Linked DNA regions of Homo sapiens: all the other regions are linked to region 1. Evidence: chromatin loops called from intact Hi-C (ENCODE). Cell type or tissue: GM12878. All regions are shown on one strand.

What was found. Peaks named below come from ENCODE experiments on the same cell type or tissue, not always from the same donor. Only the 100,000 strongest peaks of a DNase experiment are listed, where the experiment ranks them.
Region 2: a loop joins it to region 1, with 28 times the contacts of the local background. A loop is called at or near these places in 21 of 110 quality-filtered maps.
Region 3: it touches region 1 in a loop (6-fold over the local background); 93 of 110 quality-filtered maps call a loop at or near these places.

What each region holds. Positions count from the first base shown.
Region 1 is chr22:30,284,053-30,292,052 of GRCh38, forward strand. It overlaps CASTOR1 (cytosolic arginine sensor for mTORC1 subunit 1), which reads right to left and starts at 5,453. Exons shown (of 9, transcript NM_001037666.3): 1 at 5,333-5,453; 2 at 4,654-4,724; 3 at 3,321-3,508; 4 at 3,103-3,235; 5 at 2,773-2,896; 6 at 2,211-2,324; 7 at 1,964-2,046; 8 at 1,780-1,874; 9 at 1,065-1,636. The coding sequence starts at 5,445. The coding sequence ends at 1,568. It overlaps TBC1D10A (TBC1 domain family member 10A), which reads right to left. Exons shown (of 9, transcript NM_031937.3): 9 at 7,938-8,000. RefSeq lists silencers at 5,111-5,190, 5,391-5,830 and an enhancer at 6,711-6,770. In GM12878, CTCF peaks have their summits at 2,949 (motif pointing left) and 3,898 (motif pointing right); a DNase peak (open chromatin) is centred at 5,666; H3K4me3 peaks cover 2,262 bases; H3K27ac peaks cover 1,279 bases.
Region 2 is chr22:30,104,692-30,112,691 of GRCh38, forward strand. HORMAD2 (HORMA domain containing 2) reads left to right here. Exons shown (of 11, transcript NM_152510.4): 6 at 7,105-7,125; 7 at 7,805-7,831. It also overlaps the pseudogene RPL36P17. Among named protein-coding and RNA genes, the nearest start is that of HORMAD2, 28 kb to the left of the region's middle. In GM12878, a CTCF peak has its summit at 4,146; no DNase peak of the experiment used is centred here.
Region 3 is chr22:30,387,273-30,395,272 of GRCh38, forward strand. It overlaps RNF215 (ring finger protein 215), which reads right to left and starts at 139. Exons shown (of 9, transcript NM_001017981.2): 1 at 1-139. The coding sequence starts at 41. RefSeq lists a silencer at 1-238 and an enhancer at 4,232-4,421. In GM12878, CTCF peaks have their summits at 243 (motif pointing left) and 4,005 (motif pointing right); DNase peaks (open chromatin) are centred at 212, 4,049 and 5,671; H3K4me3 peaks cover 1,233 bases; H3K27ac peaks cover 958 bases.

The DNA.
Region 1 (8,000 bases):
CACTCCAGCCTGGGAGACAGAGCGAGACTCCATTAAAAAAAAAAAAAAAAGTCAAACTCCAAAGAAATGCCCCCCTCCCCATGTTCCTGAAAGAGCTGTCTCCTAGGTCTCCATGCACATGGGGAAACTGAGGCTGAAGCGAAGGGCTGGCCCGGGGGGCCCCTGCTGCTCACTCACCAGGCTGTGCTGTGCTCTTGGCTCCTGTGATCTGTAGCCCGAGGCCCCAGACCCCTGGTCCCCAGGAGCAGGGCGGGCGCATTGCCAGAGGCCTGTCCCTGTTCTGGCTTTTCTGAGGAGCCACCACGACCTCTGAGTACACAGAAGTCACACCCTTCTTCCCTGCCTGAGCATGGGTGGGTCTGGGCTGAGGGAACCCGATAGTCTCCCTGGGTCATCTGTGGGGCCCCATCAGGCAATAGCAGGATCCCAGCCTCACCAAGCAGGGAGGCGGCCCCGGAGGACAGAGCAGGCTCCAGGTGGCCTCCAGGTCCCTGTCCCATCCTCCTGGCCCTGAACTTTAGGAATGACTCCAGGAGAGCCCTGGTGTTAAGAACTGACTGATCTCTTAGCCAACAAGAGGGACGGCCAGAACTCAGGCAGGACCCAGAAAAAAGCAGGCAGCGGGCTGGAAGAAAGAAAAGTGCTTTTGGGCCCTCTTTGGTGGGTTTCATAGCAGGCCGGCCATATCCACAATGACAGGGAAGGCTGGGAGACTTCCCCAGACAGGAGGGTCTGGGACTCTCTGCCAAGGTTCAGAACCCTCTGGGCTATTTGGAAGCTATTCTGAAATCTGGGAACACCCCAGATTTCAAAGGCAGGCATGGGAAGGGGAATCATGTGACCTTGGCTAAGTCATGTCACCTCTCAAAGCTTCGGTTCCTCGTCTGGAAAATGGTGATGGTTTACTGAGCTGTGGTGAGAGGTGAATGAGGCAAAGCCAGGTGAGCCCAGCCCCCAGCCAGCTACACAGAGAGAGACCAAGACCTCAGATGGAGGGGACCATGAGGTGGAGCCATGGCTGAGACTCAGACCCAGAGGACCCCCAAGGACCGTAGCCCAACCCAGTCACTACAAAGTCCTTTATTAACAAGTCAATAAAAACAGAAGAGAGAGAGATGTCAAAATACTTTCCTTGGAGGCCCCAGGAGGGAGAGGCACTGTCAGGACTCACCTGGCCAGGGAAGGCAACCCCACCAGAGGCAGAACGGAGGTCAGCGGGGCAGCTGGCCCAGGAAGCCTTTGGGGAATGGCTCAGGCCTCAGGCAGGGACTGTGCAAACGCCGAGGCTGCGCAGGGAGTGATGGGTTGGGGGCTTAAGCCCCGAGCACCGTGTTCCCCTGCATGGGCAGACACGCAGTCAGGCTAGCACCTGCCCACTCCACCTGTGAGTGTACACAGGTGTCCGCGTAAAAGCCGGTGCCTGCACGCAGCTTACATACAGAGAGCGGAACGAGGGTCCCCAGCAGAACAGGGGGCTCGTTCCAGAGCTTAAGGAAATAGCTTAGAGAAGTCTTTGGAAGCCTGGGTCGAGGGGAGAGCAGGGAGGCTGCTCTGTTGCCCATGGGCCTCAGGAAGCCAGGCCTTCCTGCCGCCGCTGGAGGACCTCGATGACGCTGCCGATACCGTCCTCGGGCACCTGAGGGCAGGTGGGCAGGAGGGAAGGGTCAAGGCGGAAGCTGGCCAGGGCCACCCCTGACTTCCTGGCCCAGCTGAGACTACCTCCTGCCGCCCACATTTCTGGGCCTCACTCTCCCCTCTGCCCCAGCCCTTGGTGCTCACCAGGGCGTGGTCGAAGTTGAAGGTGCTGATGTAGTAGGCAGAGATGTCAGCGGCAGCCAGGGGACCTGCAATCTGTGCCACGATGCCACATTCATCTGAGGGTGGTGGAGGAAGGCCACATGTGGCACATGCCGGTTGCTCCCCAGACACTCCCCAGCCCCCCAACACCGGGAACAGCCCTCACCAAAGCCCAGGGGCTGTCCACCGATGCGCACCATCCTCCACAGCTCCCCCGAGGAGCTGGTCAGCAGGAGGTCACTGGGGAACCTGGGGAGGGAGATGGGTGATGGGCAGGGCACCCCCATCCACCCCTGCCTGACCGTGAGCTCTGGGACAGGTACACCTGCTGACCTCAGAGTCTGATGCCCCACCTCCTCCCTGCCTGGGACTGGCTGGGGCCTGGGGCCCACCCGGGGTCAGGGGTCACCTACTTTTTCTGTGTTTCAGCATCCATGACAATGGAGATATAACCCTCGATGAGGGAGAAGGCAAAGAACGTGATGGAGCTGGGTTCAGGACTGCTAGAGGCTGCCTCCTTGGGGGTGCTGGGGAGGGATGGGAGGTTTAGGGGCTCTACCAGGCACCCAGCCTACTGCCCCTGCTCCCGATCAGCCTCCAGAACCCTGGGAAGGAGCTGGTATGGTGGCCTGGGCAGGCTCTGCCATATCTGCTACCCGCCCAAGGGTCCAGCCCTCTGGAAGGTGTGGGTGGGGATGGGGGAGGACAATGAACCCAGCCTGTGCCAAAAACAAAGGATTCCACGGTGAGAGGGCCAGACCAGGGCATGGCTCAGACGACCCCACTGGAAAGGGATCCAGCTTTGGGGCAAGAACCTTCCCCGAACATCAGTGAAGCACAAGTGAGCATCATGGGCTGCCAGGAACCCCAAGAGAGGACAAGCAAGAGGTGCAAAACTGATAGATGGGCGGAAAGTGGTGGGACAGAGTGTAGGGAACAGTGCTGTGAGGACAAAGACGAAGTTCCAAGGTCCACCTGTGCGAGTAGAAGAGGACATCTATGAGGGTGGTGGCGATGGCTGGAAGCGTCTCAGGGTCCAGTGTGAGGACACAGAAGCGGTTCTGTGGGCTCTGGATGGGATGCACCGTGGGGCTGGGCCCTGCTGGAGGACAGCAGCAGGTGAAAAGGTGTCCGTGGGCTGGGGCGCCCCCTGGTGGCTAGTCAGGGAGAGGCGTGGGCCAGGGGCAGGTCTTGCTATCCAGGAACTGGCCGGGGTCCTCCTGCCCCACTGGGGCCCAAAAGGGAAGGGACCCAGTGGGAAGAGGAGGCCCTGCCCAAGTCCAAGTGTCAGGGGGCGGCCCTCACCATGCTGAGTGCGGGGAAAGCCATTGCTGGAATCATCCCTCGTCACAGGCACAGGCTCTCCGCCCACCTCGCGGTAAATGTCGAACTCCTGGGCCAGCGTGTGGATCACCACGGACAGGTCCTGCTCCCGCACCTGGGCCACAGCAGATGGCACATCACATGGGCTCCCAGGTACCTATATCCACCCTGCTCTGCATCAGCACCAGCAGGAAACTCACCAGGATGAAGTCCGTCTGGTAAGTGGACAGCATCAGCACAGACACGTGGTGCTCGGCCAGTGGCGCGATGACCGAACGGGCGATCTTGGTGACCCCAGCAGCCTGCACTGCCGCACCGCTGTGAGACGACACGTTCAGCACCAGCCATGTGGCCTCAGCTACTTGCAGGAACTCAGATGGGGGCAGCTCTGTGGGCAGGGGACATGTCAGGTCAGGGTCTACAAGGCTGGCCCCTGCCCCTCTCTGAGCCTCAGTTTCCCTTTCTGTGCCTTGGAGGGCTCCATCAAGGTAAGGGCAGGTCTGGAGGCTGGGGCTCCTGAAGTCCCTATGTGTGCAAAGACTGAGAAAGGCTTCAAGTGCTGGCCTGGTGGCATTGAAACTTCCCACTTAAGATCAGAGGTCCAGATTCAGACAGACCTGGGTTCAAATCCCAGCTTTGTTAATTTGTCTTATGACCTGGGGTGGGTGATTTGAGTCTCAGTTTCCTCATCTGTAAAATGGGACGACAATATCTACCTCACTACGGTGTCTTCTGTGGGTTAGCAGAAGCTTTGTACCACATGGCACCACCAGGGGGCATTCGCAGATCAGGTTGGCTGGGGGATTGCCTTCCCCTTTTGCAGACCCAGACTTCTGAAGTAAAAACAGGGAAACTAAGGCCTGCAGTGGAGCATGGGGACAGGCTAAGCTCCAGCTAGCTGGCCTGAGACTCCAAGCCTGTGAGGATGGGCAGGGCCAGCAGCAGGAGGAGGAGCTAGGCGTCAGCTCCAGGCCCCAGGGAGGGCCCAGGCTGGCGTCCAGTCCTGAGCTGGGGCCAGGGCCTGGGTGGCTGCTATTCACCCCAGCACAGCCAGGAGGCCTCCAGGACCCTCCCCTGAGATGGCTGCCTGCTCCTGCATTCCTTCCCTCAGACTCCTGGAGTTTCCAGACCAGCAGGGGAGGAGGTGACCCAAACCAGAGAGTAAGACCAGGAGGAAATAATACCCAGGGATTTCTAACAGCAGCACTTGACTGGAATCATAACAGAGGCCCTTCTGCAGGCCTAAGACTGCTGAGTGCCCCTCAGCGGTTTTAAGTTTATAAAGGCCTCATGGGACCCTATGTATCAGAACCATAACTATACCCATTTTACATAAGAGAAAACAGCTCAGAGAGGGAAAGTGATTTGCTCAAGGGCACACAGCCAGGGAGTGGTGGAGTAGGATTCGAACCCCGACCCATCTGCTTTTAAGGCTTAAGCTCTTGGGACGGATCCCAGCAACTGGTGAGAACCCTACAGAAGGGGAGCACGACAAGCCCCTCCCGTACTCCCGTTCCCCAGACCAACCCCCACCTTTAAAGCCCTCCTCGTCCACCATAAGCGTGTAATCCTCAGGGGTCTCCGTCAGGCTGAAGAACTTGCACCTGGTTGGGGGTGGGGAGCATCTTCAGCTTGGTGTGGAGAACTAGGGGTCGGGAGTGGATTTCTCTCCATCTGCCCCGAGACACCCCCGCGACCCTGGGCCGGGCGCCTTCTTGCCCTCTCGGCCTTTAATTTCCAGGCCAATGGGATGTTAGCCCCATCTCGGGGGTTGGGGGCTACTTTCCGGCCTCCCGACCTCTCCAGGAACCCTCCACCCCTCCACTCCTGGAGGGAGGAGAGGTTCACACCCGCGGCGACAGCCCCAGGGGCGTCGGACCTTGGACCCCCTAGTCCAGCCCCTCTGACATGAAGGGAGGCGTCCTGGAAGGAGCTCCCCGCAGTGACCAGGTAGGAATGCCCCCATTTGACACTACTGAGTTAAGCATTGCCCATCCCAGGCTGTTTGCGCTTTGCCCCTGGGAGGGGGCCTCACGGGGCCGGATAGGCGGCGGTCCCCCAGGCCGGATGGCGGCCGGACGGGGAGAGTCCTCCCCACCCGCTCCCGCCCGCCTGCCTGCCTGCCTTACGGCGATCCTAATCCTCCGACCCTGGCCCGGAGCGAGAGCAGAGCCCCCAGCCCCTATCTGCGCTCCCGAACCCGGGCGCGCACCGGCTGCGGCGGGGCAGGAAGAGCAGCTTGATGAGCGGGTGGGTGTAGAGCCAGAGACCGGGACGGGCGACGCTCAGCACCCGCACCCGGTGTTCTAGGATGTGCAGCTCCATCGCGGCTCGCGCGGACCCGACCCCGCCGCCAACTAGACCCAGGCCGCACGGGAGGCGGGGCGGCGGGGGTGGTGCCCGAGCCTTAAAGGAGCCGCTGCGCTGCCGCGTCCACGCCGCCCGCTGCGAGGCTGACCCGCCCAGCCAGGCGCGGCGTCCGGCTCCTTGACGGCCACGCCCCGCGGGAAGAGAAGCCTATTGGGTGGTCACGCCTCCTCCTAACGCCAGAACCTCATCCCGCTTTCCAGCCAGCCCACCGAGACCGCCCCGAACGGCTCCGCCTTTTTTAGTACTGGCTCGGGGATAGACCCCACCCCGTCTGACTCCTCCAGGCCCCGCCCCTGACGCGCCCCCTCCCTGGGCTCCGCCCTTTCCGCGGAAAGCCAGCTGCGCAGCCGGTGGGAGCATCCCGGAGGGGACGTTTCTGTCCTTCTGGCACACACGTGGGTTTCATGATTGAAGTCCTTGAGACAGAAGGGACACGAAACAAACTGGAGCTCGGCTAGGACCAGAACGCTGCCCCCAAATCCCCGGAGCAATGAGAGGCACAGGTCTGCTGTGCAGCGCTGTCCCCCGGGCGCCTTTCGCTCTCCTGCCTCTCATGGCTGCAGGGGGCAGGGCCGCCAACACAGGATTGCGATTGATACCTACCCTTCCCCGCTTGCGAGGGGGCTGACAAATTGAAACCTGGCCTGGTAGCCCCACTTGTTCCTTTCATCCAACTTTCAAAATAGAAGGCTCCTCACCAGGGGCACACAGAGGTAGAATCCTAGCCACCTCTGCCTGAGCGACATACTTTGGGTTAGGGGGCTGCAGGTGGCCAAGGCCTAAGGCTTGAGGTCCCTCGATACCAACAAAACCCGGAAGTGCTTGAGCCAGTAATGCCCAGTGCTCAGACTTTGGTGGGGGAGGCCCTTGCAGCTGAGGTTCAGTGAGTACTCAGACCTCAAGCCTGAAACTTGAGCCCCAAAGCCTGCAGCCCTTAGCTAGCCTGTGCACATCTAAACTTGCTTCAGGTTCAAGGAGGCCCCCGGCACTGGCAGACACCCCAGATCTTATCAGGCCTTCACAGGTCTAAGACCCCCCCAAGGCTAAGCAGGCATCAGCATGTCCATGTTGGCTCCATGCAGGGCTGAGAATGCTCCAGGGGACCCTTGCCTGGCCTGAGCACCCTGAGGCCTCAGATGTGAGGCTTTGAACCAAGTAGACTAAAGCAGGCCTCAGGCCTGATTGGGACCCAGCAGGCCTAAGCAGGCCCTCTGCCTGCTCTGGAGCCCCCACCATAGGCAGATGGAAGCCAAGCTAAGCCTCCTCCCTGGACTCTCGGGCTTGACACATTCCTGTGAAACACTATGTAGCCACCACATCCTGGCCTATCCCCTGGAGGACTAGGGGAAGGAGGAGCTTCTCAAAGGCTGAGCCCATCTCATCAATGGCAGGTGCAGACAGAGTGGGAAACCATGGGGCTGAGGGGAAGGAGGCAGGAAGTGGAGTGGCCTACCCTGATAGTCTCTTGAAACCCTTCACCTCCCTAGGCCTCAGTATCCCCAGCTGTACCAGGACAGGATGTTCCAGGCCCAGGCGAAGGCTGAAAGCTCCCAGGGAGGCTCTGCTCCTCCCTCTCCTGCCCCCTCCCGCTATGGCCTGGCCTGGCCCAGCTTGGTCATCTGCCAGGAATAGCGCTATTGTTTGACTGGAAAAGCTGCTTCCTCAGCAGAAGGGGGGCCTCTCCCAGGGACACCCTGTCCTTGCCCTCACCAGTCATCAGGTTGTGACCGCAGTGCCTGCCTGGGCCCTCAAGGGCAGAGTCAGGTCTCCTGGAGCCCTGGTCAGGAGAGGAAGCTGAGTGAGGGGCTCTTGGTGCAAATCCGGCTGAGGCTTTCCCATTCAGCTCCTGTTTCCTCGTCTGTTAAATGGGGCTAATGGAGCCTACTTGACCAGTCCAGCCTGGCACTTGGCAGTAAATCGAAGGCGGCATTTTATCAAAGAACCACAATTCGCCCCCCTCCCTGAGGGCCTGGGCTGAGCCTGTGAGGACATTCGTGGTGCTCCACTCCGGGCCCCGTCCCTGACCCCAACCCAGAATCAGCTCTCAGAAACTTACTGGAGCCTGAGGTAGCATCCAGGCCAGGACTTGAAGGAGGAAGACCCTGAAACCTCCTCCTTAGGAGTCCCTGCCCCCTTGGTGGGTGGGTGAGGACCAAGGCCTAGGGAGCACGCCCTGCTCTGCCCAGCACTGAGCTCCAGCCCTGGTGTCCCTCATCTGTGGCAGAAGGTAGACATAAGGCAGTGGGGATGGGGTGAGTGAAAATGGGGGTTAAGAATGGGGGCTGACCAGGGACTTGGCATGTCCTCTGGCAAAGGTACCTCTCAGAGAGGCTCTGGTGCTGGGCTGGGGCCCAGGAGAAGGGGCTCTGTAGGGCAAAGAGAAGAGATGCTGAGCACCAAGGTGACCAAGGTGGTACCCCCTTCCCAGCCCCTAGCTGTACACGAGCTCTCTATACAAGGCTGTTTATTTCTGTACAAAACCATGTTTCTATTTTACACAAAGAACACCC
Region 2 (8,000 bases), 180 kb before region 1:
GAGATCCACAGGATGTGGGACAGGAGAGACAAGAATCTGGCATTTAGTGCATTGAACAAATTTAGAATAGTGGTGATTCAATTTGCAGATATGAAAGGAAAAAATTGACTTGAATAATTGGTTTTTATTCTGTCTTAGTTATTTTGGTAACTATATTTTGTTCATAAGTATAATCTATTCCCTTACAATAGCTAGTATTGTACCTCAAATTTTAAAAAAATACAGCTTAAATTTTAAGTGCATCTGATCTTTCATGCTGCCCAAGACAGCTATGAAGGGTGTACAAAATGGAGGCTCTAGTCCTAGTTGAAGAGACAAGATGTATATAAATGAAATTTCTCTTTTTCTTTTTTTTTCTGTGAAGCTTTTATTATGAACAGAGGGCAGGGCAAGGCAGGGGGCTCAGTCCTTGGCAGCGGCTTTCCTCATGGTGGCCAGGACATTGCGCAGCTCCTCCTACTTCCTCTTGGTGCGGATGTGTGTTCCCACCTTTTTCTTGATGAACTTGAAGGCCCTTTTGTCCTTGGAGACCTTGAGCTACTCCATGGGATGCTGCCCATACAGGGTGAAGCCACACACCTCTCAGATCATATCCCGCATGAACTTGGTGTGTTTGGTCAGGCACCTGCGATGGCAGCTGGGCCTGGGCTTGCTCACATTCTTGGTCACCTTGTGGCCCTTGTTGAGGCCCATGGCTGTAGGATAAAGCAGAACCATGGCTGCTGCTCTCCAGTGACAGCCAAGGCCTGTAAGTATTTGAAATTTCCGCCACTGCTTTTCCCCACTTTCTCCATCTATGTCTTCTTTTTACTCCTCAATTCCTGTTCCTTTAAGAAATCTTGAGGTCAGGAAGCCTTACACTGGATTATTTAGCAAATTCATACATTTCTATTTCCACTGCACATTTGTTACTTATGATTTATTCAACACTGACCAGAGGGACCTAGGGATACAAAGATAAAACAGAAGTGGGAAAGAGCTTGTAACCATGGCAGAAGATAAGTGAATTCATATGCAGGGCTGATGATCAGCTGTTACATACTGACTCAGCTGTATCTGCTCTTAAAATATTGAAATATTTCTGTATTGAATGGTGAATAGCTACTTTTCTGAGACCTCATGTGGCTCCCCATCAATATCCTCCCCATCACCTTACAGTGTCTCTTTTGGGATCTCTCCAGAACACTCCAAAATCCAGTAACCAAAGGGTTAATATCTAGTCCGAACGTTGCTTCCAGGAGGCCAGCTCTAGAGCCAAATTGGCATCCTTTCTGATTGGCCAGTATCTATGTCATATTGGGCTTTACATGTTTATTTATTAATTTTTTTGTGAGTGTGTGGCAGAGTCTTACTCTGTTGCCCAGGCTGGAGTGCAGTGGCGCAAACTTGGCTCACTGCAACCTCCGCCTCCCAGGTTCAAGCGATGCTGCTGCCTCAGCCTCCTAAGTAGCTGAGATTACAGAAATGCACCACCACACTCGGCTAATTTTTGTATTTTTAGTAGAGATGGGGTTTCACCATGTTGGCTAGGCTTCTCTCGAACTCCTGACCTCAAGTGATCTGCCCAACTCAGCCTCCCAACATGCTGGGATTACAGGCATGAACCACTTCACCCAGACTATATATTGATTTTTTTATATCAATTTGATATTTTTATGTAAAAATATCAGAGATATTTCAATCACCCCTATAATGCTCATTAGAAAGTGATGCATGCCAAAAGACAGATAATGATCATATGCAATGGGAAGTATGGGAAAGGAGGCACTATACCCTGTGAGAAACATGAGAGAAATCTTTTGAGAGAAAATAGCCTCTGAGCTTTGGAGGCCCTGAATATTTGGACAGATTGAGAGGGGGAGACGGCCATCACTGTTATACTGAACAGTGCTCACTCATTCCCCTTCATCCATTCATTTAGCAGCATTTCCTGACTGTTCCTCATTGAGGGGCAGTACAATATAGTTAGAACTTCAAGTTTTGGAGTCAGATGGTCTGAAGAATCCCAGTTCTGTCACTTAACACCTGTGTGACCTTTGGCACGTAACCTACCTTTTGGTACCTTAGTTTCTTTGCATATAAGATGGGGATAATAATAGAATCCACTTGTTAAGGATATTTGATAATTAAATGAGTTAATAATCTAAAGCAGTGGTTCTCAAACTTTAGCTTGCATCAGAATCACCTGGAGGACTTGTTAAAACACATGTTGTGAAGCCTCACCTCAAAATTTCTGATGTAAGAATTTGCATTTCAGACAAATTATAAGAGATGCTCTTGACTGCTGGTCTAGGGACCATAATTTGAAAACCACTGATCTAAAATGGTTAGAACAATGCCTGGCACATAACAAATACTATGTATGTGTTAAACATTCATTCTTTATACATTGGCTATTTAATCTGTGCCAGACACTGTGCCTAAGCATTGGATGAGATAATAATGAGAGTAAAATGTGATTCCACTCCCAGGGAGGTCATAATATAATAGGGTCACTTCTTAAATAAAAAATTATAAGTATTACATGTACTAAAATAGCAGTATAATGTACAAAGAGTATCTAGCTAGTTTGATAAATTTATTTTACTAAATGTCTACCTGTATGACTGACTCAGTCAAAATAGCTTGTTTTGGAGAGATCAAAAGACAAAATTTTAGATAGATGACTTAGTCTCTTAAGTAAATAGTATTTATATTGTTTTTCAGTTGTTAATCTTTTATAACTTTCCTCAGGTGATCTTGTAGCTGGTATGATATGTTTTAAAAGTAGTTTGAGGCCGAACACAGTGGCTCACACCTGTAATCCCAGCACTTTGGGAGGCTGAGACGGGTGGATCTCTTGAACCCAGGAGTTTGAGACCGGCCTGGGCAACATGGTGACACCCTGTCTCTGCTATAAATACAAAAAATTAGCTGAGTATGGTGGCTGGTGCCTATAATCCCTGCTACTCGAGAGGCTGAGGCAGGAGAATTGCTTGAGCCTAGGAGGCAGAGGTTGCAGTGAGCTGAGACCATGCCACTGCACTCCAGCCTGGGCGACAGAGCGAAACTTCATCTCAAATAAATAAATAAATAAATAAATGAAAATAGTTTGAGTAAAATCAGATTTGAGTATCTAGAGATCTTGAAAGGTGTTCCCCTGTAAGAGCATGATTATTTCTAGTTATGAAATTTTGTGTGATTTTTTTTTTTTTTGAGACGGAGTCTCGCTCTATTGCCCAGGCTGGAGTGCAGTGGTGTGATCTCGGCTCACTGCAACCTCTGCCTCCCGAGTTCAAGCAATTCTTCTGCCTCAGCCTCCCAAGTAGCTGGGACTACAGGCACGTGCCACCATGCCTTGCTAATTTTTGTATTTTTAAAGTAGAGATGGGGTTTCAATTTTGGGTGATTTTTATACTTATTTTGTACTTTATATTATGCTTGAATTCTTCAAAATAAGTACATATCAGTGTTGCAGATAATTATTGTAAAAAAAGAGACTATATTGTATATAGCTATCTAGCTTGTTTCCTTATTCGCATTCTCAATCCCTCACCATTCCAACCCACTGTCCACACTGCATACTTTCAGAAACCCAAGTCTGATCATGTCATTCTTTTGCCTAAAAATTTTCCACAGCTTTTAAAATAAAGTTCAGGGTCCTTCACATGGTCTGCAAGGCCTGTATGATCCCTATCTTCCTGTCCAGGGCATCACTGTCATTCCCATGTTCAAGCCACACAAAGAATCTAGAACATGCCAAGCTCCTTTTACCTTTGCATATATTGTTCCTCTTGCCTGGAAACTTCTCTCCCCTGCCCCATACACCTTGCCTGGCTAACTCCAATTTATCTGTCAAGTCTCAGCTTAAATATTTACTTCCCTAGGGAAGTAAATACTTCCCTCCCTGACACCCTCCTCCCTAGCCTAGATGGTCCCTTTATTTCATGTTCTCATAGCATCCCATGCTGCTTCTTCATAGCAATGAACACAATGTTAATGATGTAGCTATCTTTGCTATTTTTTTGTTGTTTAACGTTGTTCTCCCCTGCTAGTCTAAATGTTCCCTGAGATTGGGACCATGTCTATTTTTGAATGAATGCATAAATAAATGAACTCAATTAAGTAATGTATGAGTTTATATGCAGTAATCAAAATGGCCACACAGTGGCAGTAAAGTTTTAGTCCTTTGATATGAAATTATGGTTCTGAAATTTTTTTTCTTTTCTCTTTCTTTCTCTCGCTCTCTCTTTCTCTCCCTCCCTCCTTCTTTCCTTCCTTCCTTCCTTTCTTCTTTTTCTTCCTTTCTCTCTTTCCTTCCTTTCTTTCCTTTCCTCCTTCCCTCCCTCCTTCCTTCCTTTCTTCTTTTTTTTTTTTGGAGTCTCTCTCTGTTGCCCAGGCTGGAGTGCAGTGGCGTGGTCTTGGCTCACTGCAACCTCTGCCTCCCGGGTTCAAGTGATTCTCCTGCCTCAGCCTCCCGAGTAGCTGGGATTACAGGTGCCTGCCACTACACCTGGCTAATTTTTTGTATTTTTAGTAGAGACGGGGTTTCACCATGTCGGCCATGCTGGTCTCAAACTCCTGACCTTGTGATCCTCCGGCCTCAGACTCCCAAAGTGCTGGGATTACAGGCGTGAGCCACCATGCCCGGCCCTCTCTTTCTTTCTTATAGGGTTTCACTCTGTTGCTTAGGCTGGAGTGCATTGGCACAATCACAGCTCACTGCAGCCTCAACTTCCAGGCCTCAAACAATCCTCCTGCCTCAGCCTCCCAAGTAGCTAGGACCACAAGTGTGCACCACTATGCCTAGCTAATTATTTACTTTTTGTAGAGATGGCATCTTACCATGTTTCCCAGGCTGGCTTTGAACTCCTGGGTTCAAATGATCTGCCCACCTTGGGCTCCCAAAGTGCTGGGATTACAGGCAAGAACCACTGTGACTGGCCTGAAATTTTCTGATTTGTATTCTAGTTTTTAAAAACAATTATCATTGGCTTGATTATATTTCTATCTCTATATGTTACTCTTTCAAGCAGAGATAATCTGTTCATAGTAGTGTATATGTAGAGAGGACAAGGACTTTATAGACATATAAGATGTTTTTACTTTAGTAGATTAGTTTCAAATGGGACACTTTTTGAGGTACTTGTTGCATATTTAATTATTTAGTAATAATGAATTATTTTGTATACCTTTTGCCTCCAGAACTAGAATATAACTTTTTAAGGGTAGGGATAGTTATCTTTTTTGTGTCCCTCTCGTCTCTAGCAGAGCCCTGTGTACGTAATGGACTCTCACTTGAATGAGTGAATAGTTAGTACAGTTGGCCCTCCATGTATCAGAGCATTCTACATCCACAGATTCAACCAACTGGAAAATATTTAGAAAAAATAACAGTACAACAATAAAAATAATACAAATAAAAAATACAGTGTGACAAGTATTTATATAGCATTTACATGGTATTAAGTATTATAAGTAATCTAGAAATGATTTAAAATACAGTTGAACTCATTACACATTATATACAGGTATCAAAATATCACATGTACCCCCAAAATATGTACAACTATTATATATCAATTAAAAAATGCTAGTCTTTCAGAAATGGAGAGAAAAAAAGAAAAAATTATAGGAAAGAATCAGTTTTCAGATATCTAGGAAATTCCCCTTTATAATGCAAAAAAATTGCTATCGAATTGTGAGCATATACTTTTTTTTTTTTTTTTTTTTGAGATGGAATCTCGCTCTGTCGCCCAGGCTGGAGTGCAATGGCGTGATCTCAGCTCACTGCAACCTCTGCCTCCCAGGTTCAAGCAATTCTCCTGTTTCAGCCTCCCAAGTAGCTGGGATTACAGGCACAAGCCGCCATGCCTGGCTAATTTTTTGTATTTTAGTAGAGACAGAGTTTCACCATGTTTCCCAGGCTGATCCCAAACTCCTGAGCTCAGGCAGTCTACCCACCTTGGCCTCCCAAAGTGCTAGGATTACAGGCGTGAACCACCGCACCCGGCCTCATATAATATACTTTTAGCATAAAATTAATTTTGACCTTCCTGGAAAAAAGTACAGTTGACCTTTGAACAACATGGGTTTGAGCTTCACAGGTCCACTTATATATGGATTATTTTCAATAAATACAGTTGGCCCTCTGTATCTGTGGCTTCCACATCTGCAACCAAAGGTGGATTGAAAATACAGGACGGGGCCAGGGCAGTGGTTCACGCCTGTAATCCCAACACTTTGGGAGGCCGAGGTGGGTGGATCACAAGGTCAGAAGATCGAGACCATCCTGGCCAACATGGTGAAACCCTGTCTCTACTAAAAATACAAAAATTAGCTGGGCGTGGTGGTGCATGCGTGTAATCCCAGCTACTCAGGAGGCTGAGGCAGGAGAATCGCTTGAACCCGGGAGGAGGAGGTTGCAGTGAGCCAAGATCACGCTACTGTACTCCAGCCTGGTGACAGAGCAAGACTCTGTCAAAAAAAAAAAAAAAAAGAAAGAAAGAAAGAAAGAAAAAGAAAATACTACAGGCTGGGCACAGTGGCTCATGCCTGTAATTCCAGCACTTTGGGAGGCCAAGATGGGAGGATCACTTGAGGTCAGGAGTTCACGACCAGCCTAGCCAACATGGCAAAACCCCATCTCTACTGAAAATACAAAAATTAGCCGGGCATTGAGGCGGGCATCTGTAATCGCAGCTACTCAGGAGGCTGAAGCAGGGGAATCCCTTGAACCTGGGAGACAGATGTTGCAGTCAGCCGATATCATGCCACAACACTCCAACCTGGGTGACAGAGTGAGACTCTGTCTCAAAAAAAAAGAAAAAGGAAAATACAGTATCTGTAGATGTGAAACCCAGATATGGAAGGCTGACTTTTCATATACTCCCTGAGGTACTTGAGTACACATGGATTTTGGTATTCATAGGGAGTCCTGGAACTAATTCCTTCTCAGATACTGAGGGATGACTGTATCCTTTTTCTTCTGGCCTTCTGGATATTTTTTTCCTACCCAAATCTTTCGAACCTCTCTGAAATAATATTTTAATTAGTCTATTGAAAAGAATGATAATATAGGTGCAAGTATGTAATAATAATAGTTTTTTTTTCTTTCTCTTGAAGCTACGTATGGCAGTACTGACAGTAAGTACACACTCATTTAAAGACCAAGCCTCTGTCTCTATTTCATTGTCTTTTGGCAAGTGAAACATTAAAACAGTACTCTCCCTCTTCCTCCCTGACTTTTTTTTTTTAATCTGTCTTGGAATTAAAAACATAGGATCTATCAGAAGTTTAATAAAAGATTATGAATTGTATATTTCTTTGGTATAATACATGGGAAAATGTATAGGCTATACTATCTGCTTCATTTATTGGCTCTCAGGATTTTATTTTTTTAGTTACTTTACAGACTCCAAATTTTTTGTTTTTGAAGTTTGGTAGACTCTTTTGAAATTTTGTATACCTCTGAGTTTAACATGTTATACATAGTTAAGAATAGAAAATGAGAAGATACCACTGAGAGTCTTAGATCTATGATTTATTGAACAAATTTTAAACCATAATGGATTATTTAGAATTTATTTGTAGCTTAGTCATGGTAATTATGAATCCTTCATTATTAATTTCCTTTTATTCAGTGTTCACAGAATATTCTAAAGACTCTACATTCACAAAATAAGCATATCCTATCTCTAGCTTAAAATATATGTCTGTACTCAACTAATAGAACACAAATTGAACTCTATATAAAAAAGGTATTTGATGAGGAGTAATCTAGTAAATTCCAGAAATTAAATGATGTTTATTTTCCCTTATACAGCTTTACACAGATCCCATGGGATCTGAGGTAAGAACACACACAAACGTATAGGTGGGTAGTATATGTATATTATATTTTAAGATGTTTTTCTGAGTTGAGGCTATAGATTTTGTTACTAGACTACCATATGAGCAGAGGAACTAATAGTGGGCTCTTTCAGTATATTTTACTCTAAACTTGACCAATCTCTTATTAT
Region 3 (8,000 bases), 100 kb after region 1:
GGCGGCGGCGATCTCAGCGCGGGGCGAGCGGCGGGGCCCATGGCCGGACCCGGCGAGCTGGCCCAACAGTGGGGCCAGGGGTCCCGGGCGCGGGGGGGATCGGAGGGAGCGAGGCCGCTGCCGGACGGGGCGGGGCGCCGGGAGGGGCGGGGCCGCGGCCGGACGGGGCGGGGCACCAGGAGGAACGGAGTGGGCGCTTGGCGGCTCTCGCGCCCAGACTGGGCCGCGGGCGCCCCCTGGTGGCCGCGGAGAGCTCAGGTGCCCGCGGCTGAGGGAGCTGGAGAGGGGCAAAACCGGGGTCGCAGCGGGAAGGCGGAAAGTCAGAGAGAGGAGGTGCTTCGGCAGCGGACGCGTCAGCGGGGCAGACAGGAAAATAGTTGGAAAGGGCGACCTGGGGGAGCAGAGACACGATCAGAGCCTGAGAAGGGCAGGAGCAAGGGATGTCTAAGGGGCCTGGTGGCAGGCCCTTGTTCTGCGGCAGCCCCGTGGACCCACGGGGTGGCCAGGGCCAAGTCACATCCCTCTCTTCCCCGGTCCTCCCTGTCTCGACCCCACTAAACAGCAGGAGGCAGAGAACCAGAGACTGGCGTGGGAAGCCGACAGGGGAGATAGAGGGGCAGGGGAAAGGGGCTGGGGGGCAAGGCAAAACGAAGCAGGCAGGGACTCAGTGCCTCAGTGGGACCGAGAGGCTGGGTCACTTCCCTCATCTGTGAAATGGGCACCATAGGCCGGGCGCGGTGGCTCACGCCTGTAATCCCAGCACTTTGGGAGGCCGAGGCGGGCGGATCACCTGAGGTCGGGAGTTCGAGACCCGCCTGACCAACATGGAGAAACCCCGTCTCTACTAAAAATACAAAATTAGCCGGGCGTGGTGGCGCATGCCTGTAATTCCAGCTACTCAGGAGGCTGAGGCAGGAGAATCGCTTGAACCCGGGAGGCGGAGGTTGCGGCGAGCCGAGATCGCGCCATTGGAATCCAGCCTGGGCGACAAGAGTGAAACTCCGTCTCTAAATAAATAAATAAATAAATAAGCACCATGTACAATCAACACTGCCTCACCCCCAGCAAATAACTCAAATGTCTACTGGAATGTGGAAGTTCCACTACTGTTCTAAAACTTGTCCGTTTCTCCAAGGGTTGGGGCTGCTGGGAGCTGGCTCAGTCTGAAACCTGAGCCTTTAAAAATTGTATGGTGGGCAGGGCGCGGTGGGTCACGCCTGTAATCCCAGCACTTTGGGAGGCTGAGGCAGGCGGATCATGAGGTTAGCAGATCGAAACCATCGTGGCTAACAAGGTGAAACCCCGTCTCTACTAAAAATGCAAAAAAATAGCCGGGCATGTTGGGAGGCGCCTGTAGTCCCAGCTACTCGGGAGGCTGAGGCAGCAGAATGGCGTGAACCCGGGAGGCGGAGCTTGCAGTGACCTGAGATGGTGCCACTGCACTCCAACCTGGGCCAGATGAGCCACAACACTCTTTTTTCTCCAGAAAAATTGAAAGAATTTTACAGTGAACACCTGTAGGAACACTGATATGGGATGACCAAGTTGCTCCTGAAGAAGTGTGAGACGGGTATATAAGACAGCCCCCGATATCAGCCTAAAGACAGACAAATGGAACATGAAATAGGCCAGAAACTGACCCACACATCTAAAGATGGTGTACATCAGAGGAAACATTGTGTTTGTGGAGATACAAGGAGGCAGTAGCATGGACTGTTTGGTAAATTGTGCTAAGAAATTGAATTAACCATTAGGAGAAGAAATTAGACCCCTATTACATACACATCATATACAAAATATGAATTCCATATAGATTAAAGACCTAAATAAGAAAAGTAAAAGTTTAAGCATTAAAAAATTATTTATGCATTTATTTTTGAGACAGGGTCTCTCTCTGTTGCCCAGGCTGGAATGCAATGGTGCCTTCTCAGCTCATTGCAACCTCCAGGGTCAACTGATTCTCCCACCTCAGCCTCCAAAGTAGCTGAGACCACAGGGGTGTGTCACCATGCCCAGCTAATTTTTTTTTTTTTTTTTTTTTTTTTTGTAGAGACAGGGTTTCACCATGTTGCCCACGCTGGTCTTGAACTCCTGGGCTCAAGGGAACTGCCTGCCTCAGCCTCCCAAAGTGCTGGGCTTACAGGCAATAGCCACTGCACGTAGCTAGATTCTCTGTTCTGTTCCATTGGTCTATAGTAGTCTCCCCTTACCTGAGGTTTTAGTTACCTTCAGCCAACCGAGGTCCAAAAAAATATTAAATGGAAAATTCCAGAAATAAACAGTTCATAAGTTTTAAATTGCATGCTGTTCTGAGTAGCATGATGAAATCTCTTGCCCTTCCTCTCCATCCCTCCCTGGATATGAATCCTCCCCACGCTGTAAATGTTACCACCTGTTAGTCACTTAGTAGGCCTCAGAGTTATCAGATTGAAGAAACACAGTATGTTTTCAGCACTACCTGAGGTTTCCGGCATCCACTGAGGATCTTGGAATGTATCGCCCAAGGATAAAGGATCACTAATTGGATATGTTACTAACGTTTTTTCATATGTGGGAAAGCACTCTTCATAAGCTACAAAATGCACTGTGGAAGCCCCGTGGTGCCCGTGAAGAGGCTTGCTTCTCCATTTCTGTGACTGTCCCAGCCCATCTGTCAGCCCCAACAACAGGGTTGCAAGGATGCACCCTGTAATCAGCCAGGTCTTTGGCTCCATGTTCTGCCTGCCCTGTCCCCACTTTCTCCCTACCCTTCACCCCACTGACCTAGTCACCCCTCAACATACACACTCCAACCAGATGCAGGTCCTTGTTCACGCTTGTCCCCCACCTAGAACACAGTTCTGCTTCCCTACAAATATCCACATCCTAGCCTTCCATCAGTGGGAGCCGGAGCCCCCTTGCAAACTTGGTGGGTAACCAGTTCCCTGTGGTGTGTTCTTCCATGGGGTAACCCCTGGTTATCGCAGAAGGAACAAGAGCTGGAGGATGTTACCTCAACGTGGGTGGGTGTAGCTCAGCCCAGCCAGGGGCCTTCTGCTGCTTTGGGGTGAGGAGGGTTAGGGGGTGGGTAAAGAAACAGTAAAGATTGGAGCCAATGCTGGCGGGGGGCAGAGTGCAGTGTAAGCCCAGGAAGTGAGGCAGCCAAGGGTGGGAGATTGACTGCAAGGAGACGAGTGACCTTGAGGCCCTGCCTGGGAGTGGAGTATCTGAGGAGAAGGGGACTGGAGGACCCCAGAAGCGGGGGAAGGGATGCCAGCTAAGAGACATGCAGGCACCCTGCTCCCAGGGATGGACAACAGGACCCTCAGCCCTGTGGGCTCTCTCTGGAGTAGCCCAACCCGCAGATCCAAACTCCCAAGAGAGGGTGGGGAGCTAGAGCGGACAGGACTGTCACTCTCTCACCATGGGCCTCTGGGCAAGCCACTTCCGTTTTCTTGGCCTGTGTCCTCAGTTGTAAAATGGGAGCTTGGACTAAATGACTTGGGAGGGCCTTTCATCAGACATGCTGTGATTCCAAGTAGCTTGTTTCTTGGGATACAAGGTTTCCTGGCCCTGGGCTGGGCAGAGACCTGCATGGAGAAGGCCCCAATTCCTCTGTCTCTCCTTATTCTGTAAAGTTGCAGGGGGACCTAGGAAGAAACAAAGCTACTAATGAAAGTGTGAGGCATGGAATATGTTACCTCAGCAGTGGAAGGGGGTGGTGATGAGGATGAAATGTTTTAGAATTGGTACCAGGAATGGGGTGTATGACAAGGCCCTTGAATTCCGTGAACCTGAGCCCTCTGCTTCTCTTCCTTTGCTGTGAAATGAGTTATTTGGTCACACACCAGGCTGTGCAAATGCCAAAAAAAAGGCATTCCGTGAGTACACAGATGGTGGTGCTGGCAGAAGGATGAAGGGCAGGGAAGGCAAATCCACATCTAGAATATGTGTCTATTCCAGTGAGCATGAACCTGGGCCCCACCTATGAGGAAGAGGCCAATGTAATCAAGCTGCCACCAGGTGGCAGGCTGGTCCCTGGGGAATGTGGCCACATGGGGCCCAGTGACTTTGTTTTGTACAAAAAGGGCCTTGAAGCAGACAATGCCTAACTCATGGAAATGTGTCACCATCAGTGGGGGCTTCTGGCCCAGTGGCCACAGGGACGGCTAGGCCTGAGGTGGTGGTATTTTTAGAACATGGAGGTCCCTAAGATTCCTTTACCTTATGGACATGAGGCCCAGCACATAAAACAAGTTGTCTTAGAAGATCTTAAAGTGTCCCTTGATTGCCTAGTTCCATCTGCCACCTCCCTCCACTCACCCAGATGCTCAGAGGGTCGATGACTCACTCAAGATCACACAGGGCAGATGCAAAGTAGCCGCAGCTTAACTGTGGCATGGGCTGTAAAGTAGAGGGGGTCCTGCTCCTTCCTTGGGTCCAGCTCTCAGGGACAGGGTGAGCGTCATGCCCACAAATGGATATCAAAGGACTTCTCGGTGCTAGGCACTGGGCATGGAGCAGTGACCGTGACCAGCAATGGCTTCTGCCCTTGAGAACAGAGAGAAAACCATAACCACATACACAAGCAAGATCATTTCAGGCCACGGTAGGTGCCACAGGAATGAGATAAAATAGCCTCAGAGAGGGGCTGGGGGCCAGAGGCCACTTCAACCTCATTACCAGGGAAGGGAGACCTCTCTAAGAGGTGGTGTGTGGGCTGGCACCTGAATGGCAAGAATATTCAAGAGAAGAAACAGAGAATGCAAGTGAAAACAGCTGATACCAGCTGGGTACAGTGGGTCATGCCTGCAATCCCAGCAGTTTGGGAGGCCACAGTGGGAGGATCAGTTGAGGCCAAGAGTTCAAGACCAGCCTGGGCAACATAGTGAGACCCCCATCTCTACAAAAAGAAACCCACAAAAAATTTAAAAAAACAGCCAATAGCTTTACAGTGTTCCAGGTACTCTTCAACGTTTTTTTCATGAATTCGCTCATTTAATCTCATTCCAATCACATGAGGTAGTAAGATTATCACTGCCATTTTACAGATGAGAAATTGAGGCAGAGGTCAAGTAACTTTGCTAGGTTATAGAACCCGGACCCAAACCTAGGTAGTCTGGTTCCAGAGTTGGTGGGCCCACTCCTATGCCATTCTGCTCTGAGAGGTCACTGGTGTGGGAACAAGCTTGCCTACCGAATCTGGACTCTATTTTAGCTCTATTTGGGGTGGAAATGGCAACCCATCCTTCCCAAGCGAAGTCCCCAGGCTCCTGCCAGCTAGTGCCAGAGCCATAGCAGGGGCCCCAGCACCCCTCCGGCCCTCCCCTCCCCTCTGGGGGACTCCTGAGGTCCCAGCTCCCTGCCCCCAGCCTCTGTGCTCACAGCTATCTGGGCCACCTCATTCTAAAGGGATTTGGCTCTTGGAGACAACTGGAGACTGGTGAGAAAGGGCTTAGGGATTAGACAGTGATACCCAGGAAGGTAAGGGACTTAATCAGGGGTTCGAGTGTGGGAAGTGGGGTGGGGAGAGGATTTTGTTTCTTTGCAAAGCCAGGCTGGACTGCAGAAGTGAGGAGGAAGTGGGGCTCGGGGGAGGAGCCAGACAGGCTTAGTTTCTCACTCTCTGTTGTGCCTTCAGAAGCAACATGATAGAATAATAATCCCTCACCTGTGTGCGCCCACCACTTCCCCAGCCATTATTTCACTTGGAATTCTCACAGTGGCGGGATTAGTTCTCTCCCCAGATCACAGACACCCAGAGGAGGCAGGTGACTTGAGGCAGCTGCAAGCCCCACAGGGCTGGGCTGGGAGGAGGGGAGGAGGTTGGGGCCAGGGCTTTTCTGCATGGCTGCCCGCAGGCACAAGGGTTTTCCAGAGAGTTCGCGCTGCCCTGGCCCCGTGGAAGTAGAGTGTTCCACAAATATTTGTGAAGAGTTTAAAAGACTGTTCTTTCCAACTCTCAAATCACAATGCCAATCTCTGTGCCACCCCCTTCCCCCTGGCACCACAGATTCTGAGGCCAGGGCACGCAGGAGGCCTCTGATCTCAAGGCCAGTGCCCTCATTTTAGTGAGGAAACAACCAAGGTCTAGAGGGCACGGCCAGCAGCCCTGAGGAGACCCCCAAATATGCGTCTTGTGGAATAGTCACGGCAGCACATTAAGCAAGAACATGGTCTCCAGCCCACACACCAGACTCCCGGTCCAGTGCTCCTTCCTGTGCCCAGAGCTGCCCCCCAGAAGAATCTGAAGCACAGGGCTCTGTCAACGCTAGGACTGCCATCCCAACGCTTCTAGATCTCTGCGTGCCACCAGCCTTCTTTAAGTTGTTCACACTCTATGTTCCCCTAAGCAAAGTCCCCAGCAAGATATACCCAGAGCAACACACCCATCACAGAAGGTTCTCCCCTCCAGCCTGCCTGACCCAGGAGGCCTGGTTCTTCCTGTTGGGCCATGCTATTCCCTGAGAGTTGCCACTACAATGCAAAATAGTCCACATCAAGGCCAGGAAAGGGGACTTCTGGTTGGCAGAGGTCGTGTTGCATTGGGTAGCTCAGGGAGAAGCTCCTGGAAACAGTATTTGATCAGAGTCTTGAGGGCTGGGGAAGACCTGGCAGGAGGATACAGGACACAGCAGCAGCTCTCACAGAGGCAGGAGGGCAGAGGTGTGTCTAAGGGACAGTGGGAAGCTTCTCAGATTGAAATGAAGTGTGTGGAGAGGGCAAGTGGCCGTTGGTGCCACAAGGAATGCTGGGCTGGGGTGGGGGTAGGCCTCAAATGCAGATCAGTGGGATTGAGTCAACTCAGGAAGGAACCGGGGAGCCATTGAAGATTCTTGAGCAGGGGTGCAACATACCTAGCAGGGAGGAAGAACTGTAGGGCAGGGATTAGGGGATGGAGAAAAAGTGGGGATGGGAAGGAGGGACTCTCTCTTGTTAGCCAGCTCCAGGACTTCACCAGATTATTTATTTATGTGTTTTTGTTTGTTTGCTTGTTTTTTTTTTTTTTTTTTTTTAGACCGAGTTTCTCTCCTGTTGCCCAGGCTGGACTGCAGTGACGTGATCTCGGCTCACTGCAACCTCTGCCTCCTGGGTTCAAGCGATTCTCCTGCCTCACCCTCCCAAGTAGCTGGGTTTACAGGCGCCCGCCACCATGCCCGGCTAATTTTTGTATTTTTAGTTTCACCATGTTGGCCAGGCTGGTCTCAAACTCCTGAACTCAGGTAATCCACCCGCCTCAGCCTCCCAAAGTGCTGGGATTACAGGCGTGAGCCACTGTGCCTGGCTAGGTTTTTTTTTTTTTTTTTTTTTTTTTTGAGACAGAGCCTTGCTTTGTCGCCCAGGCTGGAATGCAATGGTGCCATCTTGGGTCACTGCAGCCTCCACCTCCTGGGTTCAAGCGATTCTCCTGCCTCAGGCTCCCAAGTAGCTGGGACTACAGGTGTGTGCCACCATGCCTGGCTAATTTTTTTTTTTTTGGTATGTTTAGTAGATACGAGGTTCACCATGTTGGCCAGGCTGGTCTTGAACTCCTGACCTCAGGTGATTCACCCACTTCAGCCTCCCGAAGTGCTGGGATTACGGGTGTGAGCAACCGAGCCTGGGCCTATTTAGGATTTATATGATCAAATTAACTAGCTGTTTTATGGTGGGCCAGAAGTAGGTTAAGTCTCAGTGGAGGAAGAAGAAAGAGGCAGCTGTTGAACCTGGGAAGGGCAGGCCTGGGGAAGGGTTCTTTACCGAGGCTTTTATTTGGGTAACTTCAGATGCGGGGAGGGCTGTATCCTGCTGGGTGAAGGTGATCTTGTACTTTCGTGGGTAACTTTCGCAGGCAGTTCCCAGGCCCGTCCACACCTTGGCCTGGGAGCATACGGCCTAGAAACCACAAACTTGGGTTTAAGTCCCAACTCTGCACGTGCCCACCTATGACCACCTCTCCCTCAGGCTCCTCAATAAGTCACCTGACCTGCCTACCTTAGAGGATTGTCCCACACTTAAGTGACAAGCTAGATCTGAAGGTA